Regions from separate parts of the Homo sapiens genome. Here region 1 is linked to region 2. A link is an interaction called in ENCODE POLR2A ChIA-PET data of the cell type or tissue named here. Cell type or tissue: endothelial cell of umbilical vein. All regions are shown on one strand. Each heading gives the region's core, and the rest is flanking DNA. Links, peaks and the distances in the headings are about the cores only.

Region 1 (15,697 bases), core at 5,902-10,901, 54 kb before region 2:
TGGTGACTTTTCTCATTATGAAAATCACCTCCTTGGCTTTGTAGTCCCATTTCCTGTTTAATAGCAACTGAAATAGCCACAGGAGCCACCACCCCCCATCTGAGTCTGGCTATTTTCGAGGCTCCATTTGGAAGGGGATGGCCCCAGCAGTCCAGGGGGTGGGAGGTGGTGGGGAGGGAGGCATTATTCTCTGGGTTGCAGCTGTGGCAGTAAGTACAGTATCCCCCACATGCCAGATGAATCAAGCTGAGGGCCAGATCTGGGCTGTGGGCCAGAGGTTCCCCACCCTGATTTATAGCATGGACAGAGATGTGGGTGTTTTGTGAATATATTTTGATGATGATAAAAAAAAGAGAGAGGGGAGGGAACGCCATTCCTTAAAAATGTGCTGAGGGAGGGAGGTTCAGACCTATCTTCAAGATTAGAGCAGCCTGGCTGTTCGCGGTAGCAAGTCATTAGAAAGAGGCCCATGGAAGAGCAGCCTGTGAGAGGCCTTGAAACACAGTGAATTGTGAATAAGGCCCCTGTATGCCAGCCATTGGGGGCAGATTAGGCTTGCTGTCCTCTCTGCAGGTGTGGAGTGGGGGACTAAGCCTGCATTTTAACTCCTGCAGGTCCCAAGAGCAGAGAAAGGGAGCACTGGGTCTGCTGAGCTGTGGGGAGCCCCCCGGCCCCATGCGTTCCCAGTGCTAATAGTTCTCCCGAAACCAGCCAGGCTTTGCCTCTGAGATCAGGCCTAGGTCATTGCCAATGGACTGAGGACAACAGGCTAAGTGTGGAAGTTTGCCCTGGATGGAGTTTGGAGAAAACTCACGTGGAGGATTTATTCTAAACCTTCAACCTAACAACACATTTGAGAGGGCTGGCTGAGCAGCAGATGGGAGTTGTGGCTCCCTCCAGAATGTTCCCCTCCCAAACAAGGCACAGCTAGGCACAGACCTCCTTGTTTTACTTGTGGGATATCAGGCACAGTTGTCCTGGTTTACTGTGTTTCATCCAGGAAAGAACTTCAATCAGGTTTCCTAGGACCCCTACAGATCTTTGAAGACAAGAGATTTATTCCCCAGAGGTGAGGCCACTAAACAGACAGGGTCCTAAAGCTTGCAGTTCATAAAATCACATCGGTCTGCAAACATCTTTTTTTTTCTAAGGGAAGGGCAGTGAACGCTCTCATGCCAACAGCCTGCAGTATCTGACAAGTACAATCTGGTTTTTTTCCCTCTCACCTCTCACTGCTCCCAGCCTTGAGCCTTCTGTTCAAACCAGGCCTCATCCTCATCCCCAGCACCCCTGCCAACCCACCCTGCTCAGATTTGCCTTTAAGCTTTTGCTCCATCTGGAATCCTCTTGCCCTTTGAGGATCCAAAGCCTTTGTCCTTTCACATGACCAGTTCTCTGAGGAAACAGCCCTAGCTATTCCTGAGGCCCCCATTACTGCCTGGTCAAGGGCTTTGGGGCACATACTGCCTGTGCGTCCATCCTCATGAACTCCAAATCTCCCCGCTACTCCACAGGACAAAGAAAACGAGACTGACAACGAAGTCTGAAGGAGAAAGGCAAGTATCTTTCTGCTGGACTGGCCCTCAAGACTTAGCACAAGTGAGTTTTTGGAGTTTTTTCCTGTGATTTCTGTGTGTACATATATACTCACCTCTTTTCTGTGTTCACTTCACTGAAACACAAATCCACCACACCCATAAGGCCAACCCTGGGTTACTTTTTGAGCCTGCAGAGATTTCCCCCAACAGACAAAACTTCTAAGCCCCGGAAGTTCTCTGTTTTATATCTAGGATGTGAACTAAGACTCTGTGAGAGGGGTTCTGGTCTATATCACTTGGGGCTGCCTCCTTCAAGGGATGGTGAGAAGCCCCCTGAAATGAAATAAAATGGTTTCTCAGGCTCTTCCTTTTGAATTTCCCATTTCCTGCCTCAGGGCTCAACAAAGGACTTGTGTATGAGGGGGTGTGTGAGTGTGTGTACCATGGCAGGAGAAGGCACACAGGATCCTTGTTGTTCATTCACTTTTCCTGGGAGGAAACAGCAGTGGGTGTCTATTCCCAGCAGTATTAGGAAGCAGTGGTGTGGGCCCCTCGCCGTCTCTCTTCCCAGCTTGCTGGGAACGTCTTTTACTCCAAGCTGGTTAAGTAACCACAGAGTTGCATCTCTGGCTTCTCTGACTACCTCCCACTCTCCACTTGATGCCCACAAAAACAATGTGTTCAGCTGATGTTTGGGTAACGTTGTACATATTCCTAGCAAGGACATTGGACATATTCCTTGCAGATAAGGAAGGTAGGATCCGTTCCTGACTCAGGAGGCTGATGTTTCATTCTAATAAAGCTCAAGGTTTCTCCTCGCCCACAGTCGTGCTTTTTGATAACCTGGCAACAGCCAAACCTCAGTCATTGCTTTGAATGGCCCTATCTCAGCATTTAAGAGCATTTTTCAGGGGCTGGGCTTCATAAAGATTGGGGTTTTTTTGAGATCCTGTTAAAAAATGGGGTAAGCATCGTGGGCACATGCTCATCACAACCCAGGGAACAAACTGTTGGCGAGGAGTGTAGTAGAGCCCACATACAGACCAAATGCATTAATTATGAATGGTTCTTATCTTGTGATTAAAACAGATCTGGCAGGCCTGGAACTTGGCAGCCCTTGGTTAGCTATTAGTTCTATGCTACTGTACCGGCTGGGCAGTCATAAAACTGTATCTCTTTGAAAAATGGTCCATCATGTAGAACAGCCTCCTCTGCACCCATTAGCTCAAATTGATATGACTTGATGGCCTAATCTTGGGCTTCTCAGATGCTGGATTTAATTTCTGTCTGGAGCTTTAGGAAATCTGGAGGAAGGGACACAAGGGCTGCATGCAGTGAGGTAGGGTCAGAGGATGTACACACCAGCCCCCACCTCCATCTGCACAACTCCCCTTACTGATGGAAGGCATCCCTCTAGTTCATGTTGCCATTGTGTGCCCCCACTCTGTCAAGCCCTGTTAAGGAATTAACTACAAGTTGGGAGTTCATTGGTAAGATCCTGGGGCATGACTTGCAGGTGCAATCACAGCTTACTGCAGCCTCGACCTCCTGGGCTGAAATGATCCTCCCACCTCAGCCCTCCGTGTAGCTGGAACTACAGGTGTTTGCCATCAATCCCGGGTAATTTTTTATACTTGTATATTGACAGGTGTCTCAAGGAGGCAAAAGCTCCCAAGGATGGAGGCCATAGTGCTGGGATAAGAACTCATAGTGTAGATATTTTTGGACTGAGTCTTATCAGAAGACACTTTAGGAATTTCAGGAATCAGAAGGGTGTGATTGGGAAAACAGGGGCAGAGCTTCCCAATGCCCCAGAAATCCCACCAAATAGACCACACTGAGTCTCCAGTCAGATGGTGCCAATCTCTCTGCTCTACCCCGGCAGTAGTAGGCCTACGATATTGCTAGATAGCATTCATGAAGTTCCAGCTAGGCCAAGTACTTTTGCAAGTTCATGAGCAGGCCCCTAGGGTAGTCTAGCTTGTAGTCTAGATGAGAAGGCTGTTGCTAATGCTTGAATGGACTTTTATTTGATTATTTGATTTAAATGTCTCAAAAATGGAGCAAGAACCTAATCTATTGACAAAAACATGAATTTGGGAATCAAATCCAACCATTGCTCATTTATTCACCTTCAAAAGTTGAGCATTTTATATTGAGCATTAAATATGTGCCAGGCACAGTGAAAAGCATTCATGTGACAGGTAGGTACAATTATATCCCCATTTTATAGAGATACAAACTGATGCTCGGGCATATTCATCTCGGTTGCACAGCTCTAAAGTAGTGGTGCTGGAATTAAAAACAATGTAGCACAGAGCATAGGTTGTGAAGTCAGGCTGCAGGAATATTCATATTCTTATAGATAAATGTGTAAAACTAAGGGATGTTTCTTTTCATAAGTGTTCTCTGGAGGAGCTCTCAGCCTCACGTGGGAAAATAGCTCTGTCACTCAGAGGAGAGCTTTAGGAGGATGATACAGGTATGGGCACCATCAACATATAGAAGGCAAGTGAAGCTGAGGGAGATGAGAGGAAGGGCCAGAAAGACTTGCTGTAGGTCACACAGCCATCAAGGACAGAGCCAGGCCCAGGCAACAGCACTTCCCCCATTGCCGTTTCCTTCAGCTGCAACTTCCATACCAAGAGGCGGCTCCATCCTTTCCTCGCCCCCTTTCTCTTACTTTACAGTCAGACAGGAGTTATTTCCCAGGAAGCAATAACAGTATTGACAATCAGAGGAGTTTGGGACAGGCACCGTGGCTTATGCTTATAATCCCAGCACTTTGGGAGGCCGAGGCAGGAGGATTGCCTGAGCCCAGGAATTTGAGACCAGCCTGGGCAACATAATGAGACCCCATCTTTACAAAAAAATTTTTAAAAAATTAGCTGGGCATAGTGGCGCACAACTATAGTCCTAGCTACTTGGGAGGCTGAGGCGGGAGGATCGCTTGAGCCCAGGATTTTGAGGCTGCTGTAAGCTATGATGGCATCACTGTGCTCCAGCCTGGGTGACAGAGCAAGACCCCTATCTCTTAAAAAAAAGAATTCATCTTGAGTAATTATTCATAGCTATTGAGTATGAATGAATTCTGTGGTAAATAGACAACTCTAGGGATTTCAGCACCCACTCCCATTGGGAAACCTTGCTCTAAACTCTCACATAAAACACTTTCCTTCTCAGAAACTCAATGCTGGCTGTGAAGAAGAGCTTCCAGAGCAATGACTTTCTCTTGACAAAGGCTGGCCCTCTCAAAAATGGTAACATTTGTCTGTTGCAGTGTGCAAGCTCACACCTTTCTCTCATATGGAGCCTTCAGGTCCTCATGTGCTTGTGCTTTCACCCCTGGATCAGAGTGCATCTTCATGTGCTGTCCACATGTGTACAACAAAACTGTCTCTCTGGGGCCAGGTGTGATGGCTCACATCTGTAATCCCAGCACTTTGGGAGACTGAGGCAAGTGGATCACTTGAGGTCAGGAGTTCGAGACCAGCCTGGCCAACATGGTGAAACCCCGTCTCTACTAAAAATACAAAGTTAGCCGGGTGTGGTGGTGCACACCTGTAATCCCAGCTACTTGGGAGGCTAAGGCAGGAGAATCACTTGAACCTGGGAGGTGGAGGTTGCAGTGAGCCAAGATCAAGCCATTGCACACCAGCCTGGGGAACAAGAGCGAAACTCCGTCTCGAAAAACAAAACAAAAAAAAAGATAGAAAGAAAGAAAAAGAAACAGAAAACACCTTTCTCTATGGAAAGAATATCATAATGGCTCATATGCTCTTTTCTGGGCCTTTGTTTCAGGGGACAAGAACCCCAACAGTGGAATTTCAGGCATCAGCCAGCAGGTGGGTGGATTAATAAAGAGAGATTGAGAGAAGGCACCTTTCTGCCACTCCTGAAATCATACTCCTGGCTCTGAGTGTCAGTCCCGTTTGGAAACTATAGCTGGAAAAGTCTCAGCTGCCCCTGACACGGTCAAATGGAAAGTGCATGGGCTCTGGAGTCAGACTGTCTGGGGTCGTGTTCTAGCTCTGCTACTTACTAGCTGTGGCACTTTTCATAAGTTACTCAATGCGTGGTGCCTCAGTTTTCTCGTTCTATAAAACAAGATAAGTATAGTACATAATTCACAGGGTTCTTAGGTGGGTAGATCTAGATAACTTGAATACATATAAACACTTAGCAGAGTGCCTGTGTGCCGGGTACAATGGGAAGCACTTAATGAATGGTATCTAGTCTTATCATTTCCTTGCTAAAGCTACCTCTTCTTTTAAGTCCCTTAACTAAGTAGGTCACTTTAGAGAAACTCAATTCAACTGGAATTATTGAGTGTCTGTTGTGTGCCTAGCATTGTGCTGGGGACACTGTGAGGAATACAGGAGAAATCTATGAAGGAAGAACTGTTCTCAAGGAGCTTTTTAGGCAGGATGTTTTGAGTTTCCTCCAACAGCCCAACTAGCAGCCACGTGGAGAGGCCCACGGCTCTTCCTTACATAGTAGCATAGCAAGGGGTTTAAACTTATGGGCTCTGCAATCAGACAGGCATATCATCTCTGCCTCCTGACTGAGGTGTGATGTTGGGAAAGGTACACTACCTCCCCATTTCTCGGTTTCCTCATCTATAAAAATGTGCATCATAATTACATCTTTATACATTGTGTGCCCATCAACATAGATTTATGATTATTGATTTATGCAATTGTCTTTTCAATCAGATAGGAAAAAAGGGAGTTACAAAATACCTTAAAATCTTTAACATTTACCTTTAAATATTAAATTTACTGGTGTTCTTTTCTTTCTTCCTGTGGATTCAAACTACTATCTGGTGTCCCGTCATTTCAGCCTGAGAGATTCCCTTTATCATTTCTTGTAGTGAAGATATCCTAGCAACAAACTCTCACTTTTTATCTAGCTGGGAATGCCTTCATTTCTCCTTTATTTTAAACAACAGTTTGGTTGGGGATAGAATTTTTGGTTGACAGTTGTTTGCCTTTCAGCACTTTGAATATGTCATCACACTGGCTTCTGGTCTTCATGGTTTCTGATGAGAAATCAACTGTTAATTTTATTGGGGGTCTTTTGTATGTGATGAGTCACTTCCCTCTTGCTGCTTATGAGATTCTCTTTGCCTTTGGCTTGTCACAGTTTGATTACGATGTATCTAGATATGGACATTTTTGAGTTTATCCTACTTGGAGTTGGTGGTGCTTTTTGGATGTGTAGGTTAATGTTTTTCATCAAATTTGGGGAGATTCTGCCTATTATTTCTTCAAACATTCTTTATACTCCTTTCTTCCTCTCCTCTCCTTCTGAAACTCCCATTAAGTGTACGTTGTTATGCTGGATGGTGTCCCACAGGTGTCTGAGGCTCTGACATTTTTCTTCATTCGTTTTTCTTTCTGTTTCTCACGCTGGATAATATAAGTATCTTCAAATTTGCTGATTCTTTCTTCTCCCCATTCAAATCCGCCATTGAACATCTTTAGTGAATTTTTCATTTTAGTTATTATATTTTTAATTCAAAAATTTCTATTTGGTTGTTTTAAAATAATTTCTATTTATATTTTCTGTTTATTGAGATATCACTCTCATATTTTAGTTCTTTAGACATGGTTTCCTTTCACTCTTTGAACCTATTTGAAATAGCTGATTTAAATCTTTGTGTAAAAAGTCCAACATCAGGCCTTCCTCAGGGACAGTTTCTATTGATTGTTTTCTTTTCCTTTGTATGGGCTATTTCTTTGCAGATCCCATACATTTTTTGTTGAAAACTGGGCATTTTGAATATTATAAGGTGGCATCCTGGAAATCAGATTCTCTGTCCTCCTGAGCGTTTGTTGTTGTTGCTGCTTGTTGTAGTAGTTATTTGTTTAGTGACATATTCTGTTTGAACTTCTACCAGAGTTGGCCAGTCCTATCTCATAGCTACAATTTGCAAAGTATAACTCCCCCTACTGTTTGCTTTGGCTGCCCCACAACTCTTTTGATGAAACTTAAAGCCAGGCATTAAGAGAAGCAAGATATAAATATGAAGCTTGTCTTGATGCCTCTTAGATCTTCATGGAGCAACCTTTATTCAAATAACTCATAAATTACAAGGCAAATCAGCATTCATTATCTGCCTTTATGTCAGAATGAGAAAAAAATGAGAGATTTACATGGCATGAGAGAAGAACGCATTCCACTCTTCTAAGAGGCGTTAAAGGCTCCCTTTTTAGTGAAATAAGCCACAATCCAGAAGGAGAATGGAAATCCATGTCACTTGAGAGAGATGCCACTAGCCCTTTCCTTCTATTTGCAAGCCTCCCTACTTTTGAGGGAGGGGGAGCACACCCCTGCTAACCGGAGTTGTCTAGGTCCTGTGGTGTTACCAGAGACAGGGGTGCCTATGTGAGGCTCTCTCTCCGAGCAAAGGAGGAAGCCTTAGGAAATTGGGAGGTAATCAGAGACTGGGCCAGAAGGACTGGTAAGGTAGCCTGAGGAGCATGGGCAGAGTGTCTCCAGCACTGGATGGGGGTAAAGAGGAGGGAGAGAAAGGGGGAAAGGGAGGTAGGTAATGGGATAAAATATGGTCAATAAATTCTGTGACACTGGGGCAGGCTTAGAGCAACGGGTAGTTTGCCCTTCCTGACTCCATATTTTCACCAGGAAGTTTTTTTTTTTTTTTTTTTTTTGAGACAGAGTCTTGCTCTGTCGCAAGGCTGGAATGCAGTGGTGTGATCTCGGCTCACTGTAACCTCCACCTTCTGGGTTCAAGTGATTCCCCTGCCTCAGCCTCCTGAGTAGCTGGGACTACAGGCGCATGCCACCACGCCCAGATAATTTTCTGTATTTTAGTAGAGACAGGGTTTCACCATGTTGGCCAGGATGGTCTCGATCTCCTGACCTCATGATCCGGCCGCCTCGGCCTCCCAAAGTGCTGGGATTACAGGCGTGAGCCACAGCGCCCGGCCAGGAAGTTTTTAATATTGTTATTTTGTTCTTGAAATATTCCTTAAGCATCAACCTTATACATTCATTCAACAATTATGTACCAAGTGTCAGGCATTAGAAATACTGAGATGAATAAAACAGGTCCCGATTATAAGGGAAAGTAATGTATAGAAAATTACAGTAGTGTGAGAGCAGAAGTGTGACTGAGGGAAGGCCAGGGAGCTGGATCTGCAAGGAGACCCCTCACTCCAGCTTCGAGTAGGGGTAGGAAATAGAATTTATAAGGCTTCTAGCAGGAGGTAATGCTTGAGATGAATCTCTAACCTTAAAGCACAATAAATTTGTCAAGCATCATTGGCCAAAGGAGTGTGTGAGGGTGCAAACATCCTAGTGAGAAGGAACAGAAGCCAGAAGGAGCTTCTGGTATATTCTGATACATTCTAAGACGGAAAAATAGCTTTGGAGGATGGACATAGGGTGTATGGAGGGTTCCAAAGGAGATTAGATTAGAAATTTAAATAAAGCCAGATCATGAAATGCCCTGCAAGTTTTTGTTTGCTTGTTTTTTGAGACAGTCTCACTCTGTCACCCAGGCTGGAGTGCAGTGGTATGATTTCAGCTCACTGCAACCTCTGCCTCCTGGGTTCAAGCTATTCTCCTGCCTCAACCTCCCAAGTAGTGGGGATTATAGGCACCCGCCACCACACCTGGTTAATTTTTGTATTTTTAGTAGAGATAGGGTTTCACCATGTTGGCCAGGATGGTCTCGAACTCCTGACCTCAGGTGATCGATCCGCCCACCTGAGCCTCCCAAAGTGTTGGGATTACAGGCGTAAGCCACTGTGCCTGGCATGCCCTGCATGTTTTAAGGAGGCATCTGTGCTTTATCTTGAAGGTTATGAGGGAGTCAACAAAGGATTTCACAGGGGAATGACCTAGATAGTATAGTAAGGCAGTTAAGAGTGCAGAATCTATATATCAGTGATGTTCAAAGTGTAGTTCAGGTACCAGCAGTCTCAGTGTCACGGGGAACTTGTTAAAAATGCAAATTCTTGGGCCCCATTCTAGACCTACTGAATCAGAAACTAGAGATAGGCCCCAGTCAGCTGTGTTTTAACAAGCTCTCCAGGTGACTGCAATGCGTGCTCAAGCTGGAGAACTACTTCCCTACACAGACCACCTAGGTTGGAAGCCTAGCTCTCCCACTATATAACCTGGGGCAAGTTCTAAACTCCAGTGAAGAGAGGGGGTAAGGGGAGGGGACGGGAAGTGAGGGAACAGCCATGACACTAAACTAAGACCCACAGGCCATATAAAAATGGTTGGTCATCCAGAAGGAATCTGGGTGACAGTGACATTCATGATAATAGCTTACATTTATTAAGAGCTTACTGCGGACCAGGTATTATTCTAAGAACTTCACAAATATTAATCTACTTAATCCTCACAACAACTTTATAATCCTATTTTTCAGCTGAGGAAACTGGGGCTCAGAAAGGTAAAAATATGGTGTGATGTGGAGAGATGTTTACAATTAAAGTGGGAATTTTTTTTTTTTTTTGAGACAGGGTCTCGCTCTGTCGCCCAGGCTGGAATGCAGTGGCACGATCACAGCTCACTGCAGCCTCGGCCTTCCAGGCTCCAGCGATCCTCCCACCTGTCTCCCAAGTAGCTGGGACTACAGGTGCACTCCACCATGCCCAGCTAATTTTTGTATTTTTTTGTAGAGATGGGGTTTCGTCATCTTGCCCAGGCTGGTCTCGAATTCCTGGGCTCAAATGATCCCCCCACCTTGGCCTCCCAAAGTGCTGGGATTACAGGCATGAGCCACTGCACCCAGCCGAGTTTTGTTTTTATTAAAAGAAAAAACCCATAAATCATGTATATATGCATGGAAAAAGACTGGGAGGAAATAGCCCAACATACTCATTGTGGTGGTGCAATTGCAGGCATTTTTAATTTCTTTTTTGTAGTTATCTTTGTTTTCCAGAATTTCTCTAAGAAGTTTATATTGCTTTTGTAATCAGGGAAAACACCCTTTTGAAAAAGAAAAGAAATTGAACATGTGCACTTGAGGAAGATGTGAGCATCCTCTCAGTGCACAATGCAGACCCACAGAAAGAAAAATGCACCTGGCTTGTCGCTATTTCATGCAAGAGGATTCTGAGGGCCTTATCATGTTGGCACGCAGTGAGGGAACTGGTGGAGGAGTTTGGAAAAAAAATCAGTGCAGATAGATAGTTCCTAAACACCCTTCATCCAGCTTTCTCTAATGTTAACTGAGTTAACCATAGCACAGTTTCCAGATCAAAACTAGGAAATTAACAATGGCACAATAATATTGACTAAACCATAGTTTATTCACATTTTCCCGGTCTTTCCACTAATGTATTTTTTCTGTTCCAGAAGCCAATCTAGGATCCCACCTGGCATTGCGTTGTCATGTCTCATTAGCCTCCTTCAATTTGACAGTTCTTCAGTCTTTGTCTTTTGTGGCTTTGACACTTTCTAAGATCCTGGTCAGCTACTTTGTAAAATGTCCCTCAATTTAGATTTGTTTTATGTTTTTTTTTTTCATGATTAGATTGAGGTTACACGTTTTTTGAGAGGAATATCAGAGAAGTGATATTATGCCATTCTTAGCACTCCCTGGTCTTTTAATAACTGTGTCCCCTTAAACGCTTTCATCATGCAATTTTAAAATTATAAGCATAAATGGTTGCAAAGATGTTTATTTCCAATCTGTTGTAAATATCAGCATTTGAAATGCAATTACTTCACTCTTTTAAAGGTATTCAATGGAATCTAAATAGCAAAGTCATTTTTACCCACCATTATTTTATTTTAAAATACATGAAGATCTTTTTTAAACATTTAACATTTTACTCCTTGAATCTGTATTTCTAGTCCACTTTCCTCAGATAATTTTATCTTAAGGTAATACATTCTTGGCTGGGAGCTGGGGCTCATGTCTGTAATCTCAGCACTTTGAAAGGCTAAGGCAGGAGGAGTGCTTGAGGCCAGGAGTCAAGACCACTCTGGGCAACATAGAGAGAGCCCCGTATCTACAAAACAAAAATTTTACAAAATCGGCCAGGTGTGGTGGTGCGTGCCTACTGTCCCAGATACTCAGAGGCTGAGTTGGGAGGATCGCTTGAGCTTGAGAGGTTGAGGCTGCGCTGAGCCATGATCCTGCCACTGCACTCCAGCCTGGGTGGCAGAGTGAGACCTTGTCTCAAAAAAAAAAAAAAAAAGTAATACAATTTTATACCTAAAAGGTAAGGCTTAAAATTCTCACCCTATGTGACTTCTCTGTAACAAAAATATGCTTTATAAATTGAAATTGATTTATACTTGATTTTTACCATAAAGCACTATTAGAATTATTATGATTATTATACACAGTGATCAAAACAAGTATATTTAAAGTTTTTTAAAAATAATTATTACTTGTGAAAAGGAAATTTTTATTTAAATATATCTCTTAATGAAATGAATGGGACTTTCTTTTCAGGTATCTAGGATAAATAATACTTATTGCTAGAAAGAGACAGTATTCAGAATCACGTCTTTTTTTTTTTTTGAGACAAAGTCTCATTATGTTGCCCAGGCTGGACTCAAACTCCTGGACTCAAACAGTCCTCCTGCCTTAGCCTCCTGAGTAGCTTGGACTGTATGCTCTCACCTTTCAGCATCAATTCTATTTCTAATTTTTTAATATATTTAAGGGCTGAATAAACTTGTTTACATAAGTAAGAAGAAGAAAATTTAAAAGTTTTATAATAGCACTGTCATGTAATTCCATAAACATCTGGGCTATAAACCAAAAATCAGTTATCTCCCTGCAAAAATAACTTTTTCGTTTTTTATTGAGATATAATTCATATACCATAGAATGCACACCTTTAAACTATATGATTAAGTGGTTTTAGTATATTTAGAAAGTTGTAAAACCATCACTACTATTCAATTCCAGAATATTTTCATCATCCCCAAAGAGAAACTCATTACATGTTAGCAGTCACTCCCCATTTCCTCCTCGCCCCAACTCCTGGCAAACATTAATCTTTCGGCCTCTGGATTTGCCCATTCTGGTCATTTCATGTAAGTGGAATCGTGTAATATGTGGCCTTTTGTGTCTGGCTTATTTCACTTTGCTGAATGTTTTCAAGGTTTATCCACATTGTAGCATGAATCAGTGCTTCATTCCTTTTTATACCTGAATAATATTCCATTGTATGGATATACCAAATTTTCTTTATCCATTTGTCAGCTGATGGACATCTGAGTTGTTTCCATCTTTTGGCTATCTGTGAATAGCAATGCTATAGACATTCATTTATGCCGAGTGCAATGACATGTGCCTGTAGTCCCAGCTACTCAGGAGACTGAGGCAGGAGGGTCACTTGAGCCCAGGAGTTCAAGCCCAGCCTGGGTAACACAGAGAGATCTCATCTCTAAAATAATAAAAAGAACACATTGATTTACAAGGTTTTCGGTGGGCACATGTTTTCGTTTCTCTTACTGGGTCATATGGGAATTTATGTTTATAAATTTTTGAGGAAATGCCAGACATTCTCAAAGTAGCTGCACCACTTTACATTCTCACCAGCAATGTATGAGCGTTCCAATTCTTCCACACCCTTGCCAACACTTCCTGTTATTATCTGCCTTTTTTTATTTTTATTTTTATTTTTTTTGAGACGGAGTCTTGCTGTGTCACCCAGGCTGGAGTGCAGTGGCATGATCTCGGCTCACTGCAACCTCTGCCTCCCAGGTTCAAGCAATTCTCCTGCCTCAGCCTCCCGAGTAGCTGGGATTACAGGCGCATGCCACCATGCCTGGCTAATTTTTGTATTTTTAGTAGAGACGGGGTTTCATCATCTTGGCCAAGCTCATCTTGAACTTCTGACCTTGTGATCCACCCGCCTTGGCCTCCCAAAGTGCTGGGATTACAGGTGTGATCCACCATGCCCGGCCTGTCTTTTTTTTAAGAGACAAGTTCTCACTCTATTTCCAAGGCTGGAGTGCAGTGGCAGCGATCATAGCTCACTGTAGCCTCAAAATCCTAGGCTCAAGCAATCCTCAGCCTCCCGAGTAGCTGGGACTACAAGGTGTGTGCCACCATACTGGCTAATTTTTTAATTTTTTTTTCAGAGGTGGGGTCATTCTATGTTGCCCAAGCTGGCCTCAAACTCCTGGCCTCAAGTGATCCTCCTGCTGTAGCCTCCCAAAGTGCTGGGATTATAGGCGTGAGCCACCATGCCCAGCCTGTCTTTTTGATTATAGCCATCCTAATAGATGTCTTCACTAGGTATCTCTTTGTGGTTTTGATATGCCTTTCCTTAATGGCTAATGATGTTGAGCATCTTTTCGTGTACTTATTGGCCATTTGTATATCTTCTTTGGAGAAATGACTCTTCAGATTCTTTGCCCATTTTTAATTAGGTTATTTGTCTTTTTATCGTTTAGTTGTGAGAATTCTAGATACTCTAGATACAAGTCCATTATCAGATATATGACTTGCAAATATTTTCTCCCATTCTGCATGTTGCCTTTTCACTTTCTGGGTGGTTTAATTTGCAGTACAAAAGTGCTTCATGCTAGGAAGGCACAGTGGCCTATGCCTGTAATCCTAACACTTCGAGATGCTGAGGCAGGAGGATCACTTGAGCCCAGGAGTTTGAGAACAGCTTGGGCAACATAGTGAGAGCCCATCTCTACAAAAAATAAAAAAAATTCAGCTGGGTGTGGTGGCACACTCCTGTGGTCCCAGCTACTAAAGTGGCTGAAGTGGAAGGATGGCTTGAGCCCGGGAGGTCAAGGCTGCATTAAGCTATGATTATGACACTGTGCTCTAGAAATAAAAGTGTTTCATTTTCATATAGTCCAATTTATCTCTCTTTTTTTTCCTTTGTCACTTGCGTGTTTGTTGTCCTATCATCCTAAGAATTTCTTACCTAATCCAAGGTCAGGAAGATTTACACTTATGTTTTCTTCTGAGTTTTAGTTTTAGTTGTTACACTTTTAGCTCTGGGTCTGTTGCATTACTGTGTACATTTTAAGATCAACATGTCAATTTCTGCCAAAAAAAAAAAAAGCCAGCTGAGATTTTATTAGAGATTACACTGAATCCGTAGAACAATTGGGGGAGTACTGCCATCTTAGCAATATTAAGTCTTCTAATCCATGAACAAGAAATGTCATTCCATTTACTAAGGCCTTCTTTATTCTCTGTCAATGGTGTTTTATAGTTTTCAGTGTACAAGTTTTGCACTTCATTTGTTAAATTTATTTCTAATTAGTTTATTATTTTATTGCAAATAGAATTGTTTTCTTAATTTGATTTTCAAGTTGTCCATTGTTAGTGCTTAGTCATAGAATTGATTGTTGTGTTTTCTGGCATCCTGCAACCTTGCTGAACTTGATTATTAGCTCTAATAGTTTTTTGTGGATTCTTTAGGATTTTCTAACTAAGGTTGTGCCACCTGCAAATAGAGATATTTTTTACTTCTTCCTTTCCAATCTGGATGTCTTTAATTTTTTTCTCTTGCCTATTTAGCCCAGCTAGAACTTCCAGTATAATATTGAATAGAAGTGGTAAGAGTGGACATTCTTGTATTGTTTTTGATCTTAGGGGGAAATCTTACAGTTTTATACCATTAAATTTGATGTTAGTTGTGGGTTTTTCATAGATGTTCTTTACCAGATTAAAAGTTACTTTCTAGTTCTTGTTTATTGAGTGTTTTTTGTTTGTTTGTTTGTTTTTCATTGAAACGGAGTCTTGCTCTGTCATGCAGGCTGGAGGGCAGTGGCATGATCTCAGCTCACTGCAACCTCCACCTCCCAGGTTCAAGCAATTCTCCCACCTCAGCCTCCCGAGTAGCTGGGATTACAGGCTCCCATCACCACGCCCAGCTAATTTTTTTATTTTTAGTAGAGATGGGGTTTCGCCATGTTGGCCAGGCTGGTCTCAAACTCCTGACCTCAAGTGATCCACCCGCCTCGGCCTCCCAAAGTGCTGGGATTACAGGCCTCCCAAAGTGCTGGGATTACACCTCGCCTGGCCTACTGAGTGCTTTTATCATGAAGGAATATTGAATTTTGTCAAACACTTGTTCTGCATCTATGGAGATTAACAGGTAGTTTTTGTTCCATTAATGCAGCATACTACATTGACTGATTTTCTTATGTTGAACCAACCTTGCATCCCTAGGAAAAATTTT
Region 2 (15,697 bases), core at 4,168-9,167:
ATCTTGAGATCCTTAATTACATCTGCAAAAATCCTTCTTCCAAAAAAGTCATGTTCACAGGTTCCTGCGGTTAGGACACAGATGTATCTTTTTAGGGGCCATCATTCAACCCACCACTCCTACTATGCACCAGGAATGTTATAGATGCTGGGGATACAGTGGGGAACAAAGCAAAGTCCTTGATCTCGTGGAAATTACATTATACTGTTAGAAGATAGATAGACAATAAATGGATAACTATATAATATAGAATGTCAGGTAGTGATAAGTGCTAGAGAGAAAAAGAAAACAGGGTAAGAAGATAGAAAATGATGGGGTATGCTACTTTTGATAGGGCGCTCAGGGAAATCCTCTTGGAAGAGGTGATGTTCAGGTAGAGAACCGAAGCACTGGAACCAGACATGGGAAGGTCAGGGAAAGGTGTTAGAGGCAGAGGGAACAGAAAGTGCAAAGGTCTTTAGAAAGGATTATTCTTGACATGTTTGAGAAAAAGCAAGGAGGCCAGAGTGGGTGTTGCACAGACAGTGACCAGAAGAGTGGCAGGAAATGAGTTTGGAGAGGTTGGTAGGAACCAGAGCACGCAGGGTGTTGTGGGCCATGGAAAGAACTTTGGTTTTATTCCAAGTGTGATAAGAAACCATTAGACCGAGTCTACAGATGAGGGGAGTGACATGACCTGATTTGCATTTTCAAAATATCAGCCTGGCTGTGATGTGGAGAAGGAGGCATAGCAGCAGGGCAAGTGTATAGGCAGTGAGACGAGCTTGTGGAAAGGGAGAGGCACTGTCTCCATCCATCCCCTTGCTCAAGGAGTCATTCCCGATTTCTCTCTTACCCTTATCCCCCACATCTAATCCACTGGAAAAATCCTCTCAGCTTCATATTCAAAATATATCCAGAATTTGACCATTTCTCATCACCTCCATCACTACCCCTCAGTCTTAGCCACTGTTATCTCTTGCCTGGTCCACTATGATAGCCTCCCAACTGGTCTCCCTGCTTCAACCCTTGCCTCCTCAGTCTATTTGTGACACAAGAGCCAAATCGAACTTTTTAAAGCATAAGTCAGAACATGTCACCCCCCGGGCTTAAAACCTGCGATGGTTTTCCAGTGCACTTAAAATAAAATCCAAACACTCTGCCATGGCCGCCATTATGTGACTCTCACCTATCCTGCAGCCCCATTCCCTACCACTCTCCTTACTCACTACGTTCCAGCCACTCTGGCCTTCTTTCCTTAAACCCTTCCAGTTTGTTCCTACCTCAAGGACTTTGCACCAGCTGTTCCTCTAGGTGGTAATATGGTTTTTTCCAGCGGCTGTCACCTCCTCCAGGAGGCCTCCCTGATTACCCTCATGAAAGTAGGATCCTGATTGTCACCCTGTTTTCTTTTATTTTCTTCAGAGCATGTATTACTCTCTGAAATTATATCAGGTATTTGTTTGATTTATTATGTGTTTATATGGTGGCTTATTTACTACTTGTCTTTTCTTACTAGAAGGTAAGCTTCCTGAATCAGGGCTCATGTCTGACTTGTTTGCTGCTATGACCTCAGCAGCTAGTACAGTGCCTGGCACACAGTAGCCCCTCAGTTAATATCTGTTGAGTGAATGAACCTCTCTCCCAGTGCACAACTGGACAGGAGCTTAAGGACTATCCAGCGAGTGGACGTCGGAATCACCCAGAGGGCTTTTAAAACAATCCATATTTCCAGGGCCCCTTCCAAGCCTACTGCATCAAAATCTCCTGGGGCGGGCCCACAAATCTACATTTTGAACAAGTTCAGTTTGTAACAAACACTTATGTAGCACTTACTGCTACTATTCTAAGTATTTTACATATATTAACTCATTTTATCCTTTTAATAGTAATTTTAGTATTACAGTTTTACTGCCAAGGAAACGAAGGCACAGGGACATTTAGTAACTTTGCCCAAGGCCACCCAGGCAGGAAGTAGTAGAGTCAGAATTCAAACCCAGTCAGTATGTCCTCTTAACCACTACTCTGTGCTGACTCTGCACAAGAAGTTCTGTGATCAGTGCTGTTTGGGACCCATACATAAAATTGGCTCCAATAAGGACACTGAGACCCAGACTAGACAATGGACCTGATTAAAGCCACAATCAGAAATGAGATAGGTTTTGCGTCTTTCCATCTGATGAGCATTCCATTCTGTCCAGTCATTCTGTGCTCTGTAAAGGGCAGGGCCGGGGAGTATGCTGCCTACATAAAAGTTAAGTCACAAGAAGTTGTCTAGAAATGTTTTTGCTGTCAGCACTGGTTGTCAGGGAATGCAGGAACACATCCTGGTATTGGGATCTCTTATCATCTCTGGGACAATACAAGCTTAAAGTGGGAGACCCTCTTCCCTCAGGAGACAGTTAGCAAAGCCACGGGCGACGAAGCCTGCTGCTGCTGGCCTAGTTGAGGATGGAGGTGTAAGAGAAGCCCCCATAATGTCAGCGGAGGGAGCAGTATGTGCGGCGGAGCTTATCTGCTCCGGTCACAAAAAGTGCACCAGGCCTCGGCAGGCAGCCTCCACTCCCCTATTCCCGCCAGCCCCCACTGAGAGAACCAGGGGATGGCCCAGCCAGATGACATGCCTCAGTTACTCTCCAATGAGGCCCCGGGCCAAACAGGCTTTTCAATTTCCAGATGCTTTTTAATTAAAATAAAGGCCACTCTGTAACCTAACATTGAATAGACAAAGTTTCCTTAGTAGAATGACTGTACGAGTTCACCCTTTTTCCATTACTTTTCATTGAGCAACTGAACGTTTCTAACCAATAAATTATGACTTGAGTCACATGACAGCAAGGGGCATGGAAGGGTTAAGTGACTTATGGAAGGTCACTCTGCTAAAGAAAGACTCCTTTGTTCTAGCCTCCCCTCTTGCTCCTGCCTCTGCGAGCCCGTATTCTACCTTTTGGGGAGACGGAAAGAGGGCTACTCTAGCCTCGCTCAGAACAGCAGAGGGTTGAGCAATGGTGTTGTGACCTGGTCCATCTGGGAATTCAGACTCTTCATCTCTGCTTCAAAATGGATCTCAAGAGCTCAGATTTTCTGTATTGGTTGCCCACACCATGAGTTCTAACTCTGCCTCCATCCTTTGGGGACATAAATGGCAGGAGGGAAAAAAGGCCACTTTCTTTTTTTTTTTTTTTGAGATGGAGTTTCGCTCTTGTTGCCCGGGCTGGAGTGCAATGGCACAAACTTGGCTCACCACAAACTCTGCCTCCTGGATTCAAGCGATTCTCCTGCCTTAGCCTCCCGAGTAGCTGGGATTACAGGCATGCACCACCAGGCCCGGCTAATTTTGTATTTTTAGCAGAGACGGGATTTCTCCATGTTGGTCAGGCTGGTCTTGAACTCCCGACCTCAGGTGATCCACCCGCCTCGGCCTCCCGAAATGCTGGGATTACAGGCGTGAGCCACCACGCCCGGCCAGGCCACTTTATTTCTATCCAGGTCACGTGGTTAGAGATGTTTGGGGAGGCCTGTGGGGGGACAAAGCAATCTCACCAACTTCTGTCTTGGACTTACCTGGTCTAGAATACTAGCACAGAAAAGGAGCAAGAGGCCTGACGACAGGTTTAGGCTCTGCCCAGGTGTAATAGCTTACTTTTTCTTCTTAATTATGAGCCAACTCAGCCTTTAGCAGAGTTCAGAGACAATGAGGCTGTCTATGGGCTCAGAACAAAGCCCACTGATCCTAGACTCCAGAGTTCGATGCATTAAGTGACGACTGATTGAGCTCCCCTGCCTCACATGGATCACTGTTCTTGTTCACCACATACTATGATTAGGACAACTGAGGTCCCAAAGGTTACATTTGTCCAAAGAGCCTCAGCTAAGAATTGAAGAGAATAAAGAACGAGTGTTTTCTCAATGAGTTTTCTCTTCCCAAACTCCTGTCCTGTGTTCTTTTTGTGAAAGCAGAGCTTAGGCCGAGTTCTTTCTTCCCTGTTCTGCTGAAAGATTGGGTCTGATCTGTATTGCCAGCTGTAAAGACAGGAAGAGGAAGGAGTGAGAAACCAATGAGAACCCATTTCAAGTTTTCCTTGAATACTCCAAAATAGTTTCTTCCACATCCTGGAAGTACCAAAGCAGTTAGTGTGGTCTATCTTGGGCCACATCTACATGAAACCAACATAGCCCATAGGAAAGTGGAGGACCCAGCCAACCACTGTTTGAGAGGCTGTTGATGTTTGTTTTCTACAGTTCTAAATTACCTACGTCTGTGCACCACAGATGCTTGTGGGTCACAGTGCATGTGATTGAGGTTATGTATGGGTTGAATGCTGTAGGAACCAGGTTTATTTTGTCCTGGGTCCTTTCTCACTTTGGCCTTCTTTTATTGCCTGTGTGAACTTTTCTTATTTGGATCTACTGAAGACATAGAAACATCCCTGCCCTTACCCCAACCCTTCCATTTCATTCCTGAGTGACCTTTTGGCTGGAGGCTCTCTTGGCATTGCAAAGATTAAGAGTGTCTCCACAGGTCTGTTTCAGGATTCCCAAGAGAATTTGAGGCATAAGGCTGAGAAAATGAGTTTTAAGATTCAGTGCTTGGAATATTTTTCCTCAACATGTCATCCTGAATCTAGAATTTCTGAAGAAGATCCATGATATCAGCTAATTTGGGCAACCTTGGTATCTTCCTTTACCATTCAACTTGTGAAGTGTCATAAAAGGGCCATATCCTAAATGGCTCCCAAGTGGGCTGTTGGGCCAAGATTTTGGTGTTCAAGTAGGCCATCTTGTGTTTCACTCCGTAGGGAATTGTGATCATACCCAACAGATGTGTAGCTTCAAAAAAGCAAAGGGTGGTAGGCTTTAGAAATATCCATCTGTTGAACATTTTTCCTTTCATCTGCAGGATAGATAAAGACCGTGTGAACGGTCCTACCCAGCCCCACACAAGATTATAGCCACATTTCTTCTCATGAACAGAAGAGTGAAGGCAAGTGAGGGACATTTGAAAAATGGCTGGCAGTACCTAGGTCAGGTTGTTGGAAGCTTTTTGGGCTCTCATTCTGGGATTAAGTTATGTTGGAAAGCAAGGCCAGCCCCTTTCCTCCCTCAACAGATGGAGATCAAAAGACAGTGTCAGCCTAACCATCCACAAATCTCTCCAGTGTTTGACACTCACTATCAACAAATTCCATCTCTCTGTGAGGGAGGCAGCAATCTGAAACAGCCTTATTAGGCCACAGGGCTTGGGGACTGGGGTGGTCTCTGCATCCTATGGCCACTTTTCATTTGGAATCATTTGGTCTACTAAACCTCTCCATTTATTAAAAAAAAAAAAATTGAGACTATGATGAGACTTTCACATGACAGAGTTTCTAGGCTGAAAAGAAATGGCCACAGAATGATGGGCCATTTTCTTCCTCACATCCTGTCACACAAATACACTCAAATTTCCCTTTTCCCTGTCTCCCCTCTCTCTCCCTTCTGTCTCTTCCTTCCTTCCTCCCTCCCTCCTTCCCTTCCCTTCCCCTTCCCTCCTTCCTTCCTTCTCTCCCTCCTTCCTTCCTTCTTCCCTTCCTCCATTCCTCCCTCCCTCCTTCCCTCCCTCTCTCCTTTCCTCCATTCTTTCCTTTCCTTCTCCTCCCTCCCTCTTTCCTCTTCTTCCTTCTCTCCTCCCCTGTCTTCCTTCTTTCCTTTCTCTTTTTCTTTCATTTTAAAAATACTTTAGCCTGCAGAGGCTCACCCAGTTTAATTTCAGCAAGTTCACAAGCCTGAGATGTTTCTCTCTTTCTCACCTTTTCCCCTGTTAGCACTTACTGGATTCTCCAAAATGGCTATTACAGTTTAAGCAGACACAGAGGGGGAAAATCCATATTTTTGTGACTTACATAAGGAGTTTGAGCCTTGACAAAGTACTCAGTAAGTCTTGAGTTTGCCTCTAATAGTATATAGCTGAAGGAGTCTCTGAAATGACAGGATTTATGGAGGTGCCTAGAAGTACATTCAATAAGGAGGAAAAACACCAGATCCATTCTGAAATCTTCTCACCCACCAGCCGGTTGCCTATTACAGGGCATTGTTAGTGCAGCAACTTATGTATAGTAAATAATCAGCCCCTAACTTGTTCAATAGTATATTGTGGATTTTTTTTCAAATGGAGCCCCCTTTTGGGGTAACATTTATGACTTATGAAAGAATCCTTTGCTCTGTTTCATCAGAATCATCAGTTCTTATTGAGGTTCATATTGATCAAGGGTATTTTTCTTCAGAGAGTGGGGATGTACCTCCAAGCAGCTAATTAGATTAGTAGCACCAACATTACCATCAAAGAGGAAGATAACTGAGTATTGCCTGATTTTAGTACAGCTACCACAGGATGCTCCAGAGACACTACTTAACGTCAAAATAGAAGGGAAGAGAGAGCAAGAGAGAGTATACAAGGAAGTACACAAGAGAACTCAGGCTTCATGGACTTCTGAGCACACAGCTAGCTAGGGTATTGGGACCACCCAGAGATACCCCGTCAGCCCCTGCATTCCCCACAAAGGATGTTATGATAAGCCCTTGGAATTTGTCAGGGGACCCTGCGAGGTTATCTAATGATCCTGGAATCCCCTGTACAGTTCCCACACCAAATAGCTATACTTCCTCTCCTTGGACTATTCCAATAGTAGGGTCGTCACCACCAGAGATGGTTTCACACTCTTGAATGGCTCTGAAAAGGATTTTTTTTCATTTATTCAGGCTCTCAGTTTCATTTATTGAGCTTATACTATATGACAGGCAGTGTACTTTGTACTGGGGATACAGCAGTGGATGAAACAAATGGGTTCCCTGCCCTCCTGGGGTTTCCATTCTAGTGAGGAGATAGATAATAAAGGAACAGAACTTTCTCCACCCAGCTCTATCACTCTGTATGCCTTTGCCCATGGGTTTGTGGTGCCCAAAATGTAACCCAATGACTTGGGAGGGTTTTGCTTGATTTATGAGGTCAGGGCAGAACTCCTTTATTCCGAAGACTAGACTCTTATGAATGCAACTTACAACAATTTTTGCTTTTTGTTTCACTGGTGATATGGTTTGGATTTGTGTCTCTGTCCAAATCTCGTGTCAGATTGGAAGAGGGTCCTAGTTGGAGGTGATTGGATCACGAGGTGGATTTCTCCCTTGCTGTTGTCCTGATACTGAGTGAGTTCTCACGAGGTCTGATGGTTTAAAAGTGTGTGGCACTTTCCCTGTTGCTCTCTCTCTCTCTCTCTCTCTCTCCTGTTCTACCATGGTAAGACGTGCTTGCTTCCTCTTCACCTTCCGCCATGACTGTACGTTTCCTGAGGCCTCCCAGTCATGCTTCCTGTTAAGCCTGTGGAACTATGAGTCAATTAAACCCCTTTTCTTCATAAATTACCCAGTCTTAGGTAGTTGTTTATAGCAGTGTGAAAACGGACTAATACAACTGGTCGCATCATACATTGACTTACAGTGACCTGACTGTCAACAGACACTCCTAAGCCTTCCCCCCTGTTCCCCACTTTTAAACATGTTTTACCATTAGGTCAGTTTTCTCCTGTTTTATATTAGTGCAATTGATTTTTTTGGACCAAATTATAACATTTTACATTTATTTCTGTTAAATATTATTTTGCTAAAAATACTCTGTCATGCCAGTCTATTGATCTAGTTTGTGATTTAGGAGGACAGAAAGTCCTTTGCATTTACTCAGGGGTCTGTTTATAAAACTTATAACACTGGGCTATCACAGAGAGAAACTTGGTCTTAGCCAAAAGTTGAAGGCCTGACACCCAAGATGTCATAGGAGTTTCACCTCATGGGGTTAAAAATTTTTTTAACAAATGAAGAAGCAAGGCAATCACATTATGCTTTGGCTCAGTAAAATAATGCAAGGAACTCCCAAGCATGTTACAGATAACAGCCTTCTCAGAAAGATCCCCAACTGCTCACCATATGGTTGAATTGGGGCTGGGAACTTGAAACCTGCAGGGTCTTTGTTAGGTTAGAATGGGGGAAGGGAGTTTGCAGAGACCAAATCCTCAAGGCAATGGGTCATGATTGGCAAAGGTGCCCGTGACTGCTTGCTCTTGGTATGAGTTGCATGAGCTAAGGCATCTCCTTGTCTTATTTGCATGGCAGGGCTGGAGGCTACACTGTGACTTGGCATTCATGGGACAACAAAATGACCAGTCATTCTGTGTTCCATGGAGGCCAGTCAGAGCAGGTTCCTTGGTGGTGTGCTCAGGGACTGGGATCCAGTGGCTTGTGAACTCAGCCAGCTAGGCAGGCTGGCAAGATGGGCAAGCACCCCAAACCTCACCCACTCCCATTCCCACCCCCACCCAGCTCCACATTCTTGAGGTTTTAGTTCACCAGACCTGAATGAGAGACTGACTGCCTGACTGCTAATTATTCCTGGAAATGGCATGATATGAAGTCTGCAAACATTTTCTGCAAACATTGACCCACAAGAGGCAAGCTGTTGAGTTCTGGAAGCTAGGAGGCAGGAGGTGGGAGGGGGCTTGGGAGGCATTCCTCAGGCATGAGGCAGTTGGGTCCCTTTGCCTGCTGGATTTCTGCTGTAAGGTCAGCAGGAAACAGATGCATGGAGGACAGTCCCCAGGGTGGCATGGGACCACCCAGGGGTGTTGGGCTTTTCAGGTGAACATAGAAGGCTGGGCTGGGAGCTCCCAGGTAGCAAGAGCCAGATTGTTGGTGCCTTTCTGTTGTCAAAAAAAAAAGTTTCAGCTGCCACCCAGCCAAACTTTGCTTGCACACATGTTTTCCAGAGACAGAGACAAAAATGTGTTTCTCAGGGTGGGGGTGGGGTGGGGAGACTGGAGTGACAGTTACATTAGCCGTATGCAGAGCCATCCTCATCACCTCGGCATTTCCTGGAGATGGTTGCAGCCTCCTGTGAACCCCAGCCAAGGTTCTTTCGAGATCCAGGGCAAGCCCCATGGCCAAGAGCAGACTGGCCTGACTCAGAGGGAGAAACAGGAGACTTCGGGGAGAGTAGCCGGGCTGTGTACGGCCCCTCCACCGCCAAGCCCACCACCCGCTTCAGCCTTGTCTTCCGCTACTGCGGACCTCCAGCTCCAGAAACACCAAGCTGCCCCAGCATCCCGCTCACACCAGGCAGTTCTCAGCCACTCTACCACTGCTCATGCCCCTTTCCCCATCCCAAGTGCTCTTTCCCCACTGCTTCCCTCTCCTAACTCCTACCCATTCTGCAAGGCTCCCCTCCGGGATCACCTCATTTGGAAAGCCTTCCTGTATTCCGTCTGTCTGAGTTTGGCCTTCTCCTCTGTGCTCCCCCACCAAGTGTTGTGTTTTCTCCAACCACAGCATTTCTCACTCTAGAGAATAAGAGCTCACACCCATCTCCAGCTTACAATGCGCAAGTCACTGTTCTACCTTCTTTACACATATTAACATCAGTATCTTGATTTTATTGATGAGGGCCCTGGGAAATTCAGAGGTTAAGTAACTTGCCCAACATCACACGGCTAGGGAATGATGAAATCAGGATTTGAACCCAAGCTTTCTGGCTCCAAAATATATCCCACTGGAAAGTGAACTCTTTGAGGGCAGGTGAGTCAAATCATCCCTGAATTCTCAGAGTGGGCACTCCAGAGATGTGGGCGGACTTAATTGAACCACATGAAACTAGGAAGACCATAGGGAAGATCCTGGAAAGATGGGATGGGCCAGAAAAAGAGGTAACCCCTAATAACTCACACACCTCTCCCTCCTGCCCTTGTGGATGGGTATTCAGGCCTAACAGATCCTGCTGTGGGTGATTTCCAGGAACCACAAAGGCCAGAACAATGCCGAAGGCCCCACGTTGGGAGGCAGCCTCTGGGAGGCCATTTTCAAAGGCCAGACCCATTTTCGCTGGGCCTGCCTGCTCTGTTGCCACCCAGTGTAGCCACTACTTCTCATTTGGTTTTGGTTAAAGACCACAATGTACTTGCTCACTGGGGGAGGTGGGTAGGGTGGGAGAGGGCTTGGCTCCTCTTTGTGTGGAGTGTTCACACTTAGCCCATCCTGCCCCAATCTCAGGGAAATTTGGGGAGGCCAGAAGGAAGTCTTTCCCGGTCCTAGAATTTTCTGTCTTCAGCCTTGAAACCTTTGTGTGAAAGCTTCACCTGTGTGGAATTCCTATAGACAAGTGTGAGCTGGCCATTATGGCCGGATTTAGACCCATCACTAGTCCTTCCCAGGGCCCTTAGAGGCCCTTTTGAGGAAAAAAGCAGACATCCCTTAAAAAAATAAAACTAGAACATGATGCCCAGGATCCAGAATACTGAATTATAAGTCTGAGCATCCAACTCTAGACAGAGTGACTCTGGGTGTGGGTGCTGGAGTAAGACTGAATGGACTGACATCTTAGCCCTACCATTTCATAGATGTGTGACTTTAGGTTTAGAGTTGTGCAACCATCATCACTAGTTCCAGAATATTGTCATTACTCCAGAAAGAAACTGTACCCATTAAACAGTCCTTCCCATTCTCTCCCCACTCCATCCTCTGGCAGTTCCTAATCTCTTTCTGTCTGTATGGATTTGCCTATTCTGGATATCTCATATAAATGGAATCGTGTATATGTGATCTTTGTGTCTGGCTTCTTTCACTTAGCATCATGTTTTCAAGGTTCATCCATGTTGTAGTATGCATTAGTCCTTCATTCCTGTTTATGGCTGAATAATATGACTATACCACATTTTGTTTATCCATTTGTCTGTTGATGGGCATTTGGGTTGTTTCCACTTTATGGCTATTGAGAATACTGCTGCTATGAACATTCGTGTACAAGTGTTTATGTGGATCTATGTTCAATTCTCCTGGATGTGTATGTACCTAGGAGTGGAATTGCTGGATCATAGGGTAACTCCACAGTTAACTTTTTTTTTTTTTTTGAGACAAGGTCTTGTTCTGTCACTTAGGCTAGAGTGCAGTGGTGGGGCCTTGGCTCACTGCAGCCTCAAACTCCTAGTCTCCAGAGTCCTTCTGCTTCAGCCTCCTGAGTAGCTGGGACTACAGGCATGCACCACCACACCCAGCTATTTAAAAAAATTTTTTTTTTATAGAGATGGGGGTCTCCCTGCATAGCCCAGGCGGATCTCAAACTCCTGCCTTCAAGTAATCTTACTGCCTTGACCTCTCAAAGTGCTGGGATTACAGGTGTGAGCCACTGTGCCTGGTCCATGTTTAACTTTTTGAGGAACTGCCAAACTGTTTTTCAAAGCAGCTGCATATTACAACCCCATCAGCAATGCATAAGGGTTCTGATTTCTCCACATTCTCACCGTCAGTTGTTATTTTGCATTGTATTTTTTATTACAGCCATCCTAATAGGTGTGAGGTAGTACCTCACTGTAGCTTGGAATTGCATTACCCTAATTATTGATGTCGAGCATATTTTTATGTGCTCCATTGGCCATTCATGTATCTTCTTTGGAAGACAGTCTGTTCAGATCCTTTGATCATTTTTAATTGGGTTATTTGTCTTTTTGCTTTATGGAGTCTTAAGTGTTTTGCATGTAATCTAGATACAAGTCTCTTATGAGATATGTAATTTCCAAAATTTTTCTCTCATTCCATGGGTGGTCTCTTCACTTTTTTGGTTGTGTGCTTTGAAGCAGAAAGCCTTTTAATTTTCATGAAGTCTCCATTTCATCAAAGAAAAAATAGATGTACTTTTTCCATGGTTGCTTGTGCTTTTGGTGTCAAATCTAAGATTTACACGTATGTTTATTTCTAAGAGCTTTATAGTTTGGGCTCTTGCATTTTGACCTTTGATATACTTTTATTTAATTTTTGCACATGGTGTAAGATAAAGGTCCAGTTCCATTCTTTTGCATGTGGATATCCAGTTGTCCCAGCACCATTTGTTTAAAAGACTATCCTTTCCCCTATTGAATTGTCTTGATGCCCTTGTTGAAAGTAAATTGACCATAAACGTGAGGGTTTATTTCTGGTCCACAACATTTTTAACTGACAGAAAAGAATGATCAGATATGGAGGGCCTACAATAGTCCCAATATCTCAGCCTAGCACACCCAGAAGCCTCTTATCCCTCCATCCACTCAGTAGAGAAAGGATCATTGCCCAGGGAAATGGTGGTCACCAACATTAGGTCTAATGACTCAACCTGGAAGGAGATCATGTGGAAAAGTTACACGTATTTGCAGAACCAACCTTCCTTTCTCTGGAAAGTTAGGCTTCAGTGTAGACCTCCATTCCTCTTTCTGAGCATGCCGTCATGAGTTTAAGAAAAGTCTTTTCTCCTTTCCCCTTAGCTGGGAAGTTCATCCCATGTTCACCCTCCTAAGACTGCCCACTCTCGGTTTAAGCTATAGTTAGAGCCCAGAATTTCAGAAATCAGAGAGGTTTGGTTTCATTTTTTTTTTCTCGAAGGAAAAATGCTCTTGCTTGCATCTTCTTTGCCGGTCACACAGCTTCACACTTTGGGCAGTCCCCCAGCAAGTTGGCAATGGACTTATTCTGGACACGTCCTTCCTGCTTTTGCTGGGAAGTGAGCACCTCACAGTTGCAGCAGACTGCCCAGGACAGAAAGGGAACATGACCTCCCACTAGCTTTGGCCCTACCTAGCAACTGACGATCCTGACTCGTGCCTTCAGGAGATTCTTGACCTCTTGACTATAAGGTTTCCTGAGTTAGGGAAGGCAGAATGGCAGAGTGCAAAGGAGACGAGCTTTGATACCAGACAGCCTGGGTTTGAGTCCCCGATTCTGCGTTTGCTTGCTATGGCAGACACAGAGATGCACTGCTTAGATCCCCTGTCAAGAAAGAACCCGTTGACCAGCTGAAAGGAGTGTGGTTACTTGACAGTCTCCAGCTGTTAGCTCCTTCAGGGTCTGCCTCAGCTTTTGAGCCAAGGTCATGCTGTTCTTGAGGTGGCCCCTAGCCAATGACTGATGAAGGAGGTGATACAAGGCCCATTTCCACCACCCAGAAGACTCCTCTAAAAGGCAGTATTTGCTCCAGAGCTCCCTGTTGGGCACAGACTTTGACAGGTCTGCATCATGCTCTGGGCTCCTCTTGCCTGGTCCTGCTTTCTCCCCTTTTCTTTCACAGGTATTTCCCGCTAAACCTCTTGCACTCCCACCTGTCAGAGCATCTGCTTCACAGAGAACTCAACCTGTCGTCTCTCAGCTTGTGTCTTCTCCCCTGTGACAGGGGAATAATGGCATCATCCCACAGGGTTGGTAAAAAGATTAGAACTAAGTAAAATACCTGCCACAAAGGAGGCATTCCATCAAAGGGAGCTGTTACTACTAGGGAATCTATCATTTCCATGGCTATATCCTAACTTTTAAATGAAATAGAAGTACCCATTATAATCCAAACCTAGAAATAGTCTCAATGCCCATCAACAGAAGAATGGATAAATACATTGTGCTGGGTCCATACAATGGAATTCTAATCAGCAATAAAATGGGTAAATCTCATCAGCATTAGATTGAGCTAAAGAAACCAGACACACAAAAAATACATGTTGTATGATGCCATTTCTCTGAAGTGCAAGAATAGACAGAACTAATGAGTGATGATAAAGGCCAGTGACTCAGTGGTGACCCTTAGGGGATAATGACCAGGGGCATGAGGGAACCTTCTAAGAAGCTGGAAATGTTCTCTATCTTGATCTAGATTCTGGTTATATCACTCACACACACACAAACACACATACACACAAACACACACACACACAAACACACTCACATACACACACACACACACACACACACTCCAAAATCACAAAGCTTGCAATTAAGGTTAATACACTTTATGCACCTACCTATGTATGTTATGGCTGCATTTTTACAAATGGAAATATAGCGGGGAGTTTTTTATTTTTAATTAGCATATGTACAAGTTAAGTTTTTTAAATTTAGAAAATCCAGAAAAATAGAAAGAAAAAAATCTCCTATGGCCCCATCTCCCAAAGATACCCAGTAGAGACATTTTAGATATTGCATTGCATTCTCTAGCCCTCTTGGCTCTACTTCTCTATGGTCCTGCTCTGGCTCATGGAGAAAGGAAGTTCCACCACCATTTCCACCTTCTTGGAAATAGTGCTTCTCACCTCTCTTTCACTCCTTCCCTCAGATAAAACCTGAAGCTTAATAGTGCCAAAATGTCAACGTCCTCATCTGCACATCACCTTGCACTGCATCTTCTGGGCCTCTGGCTCCCTTTCTGGACAGCCAGGTCAGGAAGCCAGGTTCACTGTGTCTTCTGCTTTTGCAGGAGTTGACATGCTAACTCAGGCCCCAAAGGACTTTCTGATGGGAATGTACCTGATGCTCCCCAAAGCTGAAGTGGTGCAGGCTCAGAGCAGTCAGAGCAGCCAAGCTTTTTGCCTGGCAGTTGTGTGAATTATGAGAGAAAGGCATCTTCCAGCTTGCTTAGATGACCACAAGCTGTCAAAGTGACCCTGTAGGAAATGTCTCAAGGCAGAATATAATCAAAACCAGGCATGTAAAAAACTGGGGCTTTCTTTCTAGACTGCTGGTTCTCAAAGTGTGGCTCCCAGACCAACAGCATCAGCATTAGCATCTCCGGGGAACTGATTAGAAATGCAAATTGGGGCCCCCACCAGGGACCTAGTGAAAGAAACTCTGGGAGTGGGACCCAGTCATCTGTGTTTTAACAGGCCCTCCAGGTGATTCTGAGGCACCCTTAAGTTTGAGAGCCTCTGTTCTAGAGGTTTCTAAATTCCACTGCCAGAGAAAGCAAGGATGCATTCACATGTGCTCTGCTCATGTGCATAACCAGTGTCCTGTGTCCTTGGTATGACTTAGAGGCACACGCCAGGTCCATATAACTTCAAAGTCTCTTGTTCTTTATATCCTGAACCCAAGGAAACACATTTCTTTTCTTTTTTTTTTTCTGTTAGCAGAGCAAAGATGAAATATAGCCCAATGTTCCCTCAACAAAAAGATTTATTAATTTGTACTAATGACTGTTTAGAGAAAAACATAAAAACCAATGTCCTTGTTGAATGCTCCTTGATGGCAAAATGTGGATGTTATCTGTAAAATCAACAAATTTGTCACCAAAGTGAAATGTTATCTTTTCCTGAAGACTTTCCCAGGCAGCTGAAGGCCTCAAGGACTAGACAGCCTCCCCCATCACCATGATCAAATGAAGAGGGTTAGAACTTGCAGCCGTAACTCAAATGCCTTAAGATGGCTCAGATGTGTGTTTGTTTTCAGGTTAGGAACTTTGCTCAGAACCCCTGAAGAAAAGGAACCATGAACCTATTCAAAGACTCAAAGAATCCTCTCAGACCTATGCCCCTTCTTACCAGTGTGTTCTGGTAAATGCTTAACAATCTGCACGTGTGCACACGTGCACGCGCGTGCGCGCACACACACACACACATATCTTTATTTTAAATGTGTGGCACGTGATCCAAAAATAATAAAATATACAATATTCATTCTTGTAAATTTCATACAGCTAATTAACATTCATACTCATGCCTTAGTTGATTTTTACCTAACTCTTGTATCCATATCCAACCTAAGGTGGCAATTAACAAACAAGCATGGTTCTGACATAAGTATTGGTTGATACATTGGTTTACATTTATGAATAAGACAAAAGCAAAACAACAAAATGCATGTCAAAATTTCTCTGATTCACATAGTGACATAAATGACTTCTTTACTAAATCAGATA

What was found. ChIA-PET counts read pairs that join two places held together with the same protein. Peaks named below come from ENCODE experiments on the same cell type or tissue, not always from the same donor. Only the 100,000 strongest peaks of a DNase experiment are listed, where the experiment ranks them.
Region 1: POLR2A ChIA-PET joins it to region 2 with 5 read pairs; 2 of 35 experiments call an interaction of 5 or more read pairs at or near these places.

The regions. Positions count from the first base shown.
Region 1 is chrX:134,719,337-134,735,033 of GRCh38, reverse strand. It overlaps a transcript of PLAC1 not described here. Among named protein-coding and RNA genes, the nearest start is that of PLAC1, 69 kb to the right of the region's middle. In endothelial cell of umbilical vein, for the core only: no CTCF peak of the experiment used is centred there; no DNase peak of the experiment used is centred there.
Region 2 is chrX:134,663,133-134,678,829 of GRCh38, reverse strand. It overlaps a transcript of PLAC1 not described here. Among named protein-coding and RNA genes, the nearest start is that of PLAC1, 13 kb to the right of the region's middle. In endothelial cell of umbilical vein, for the core only: no CTCF peak of the experiment used is centred there; a DNase peak (open chromatin) is centred at 7,289; H3K27ac peaks cover 2,747 bases.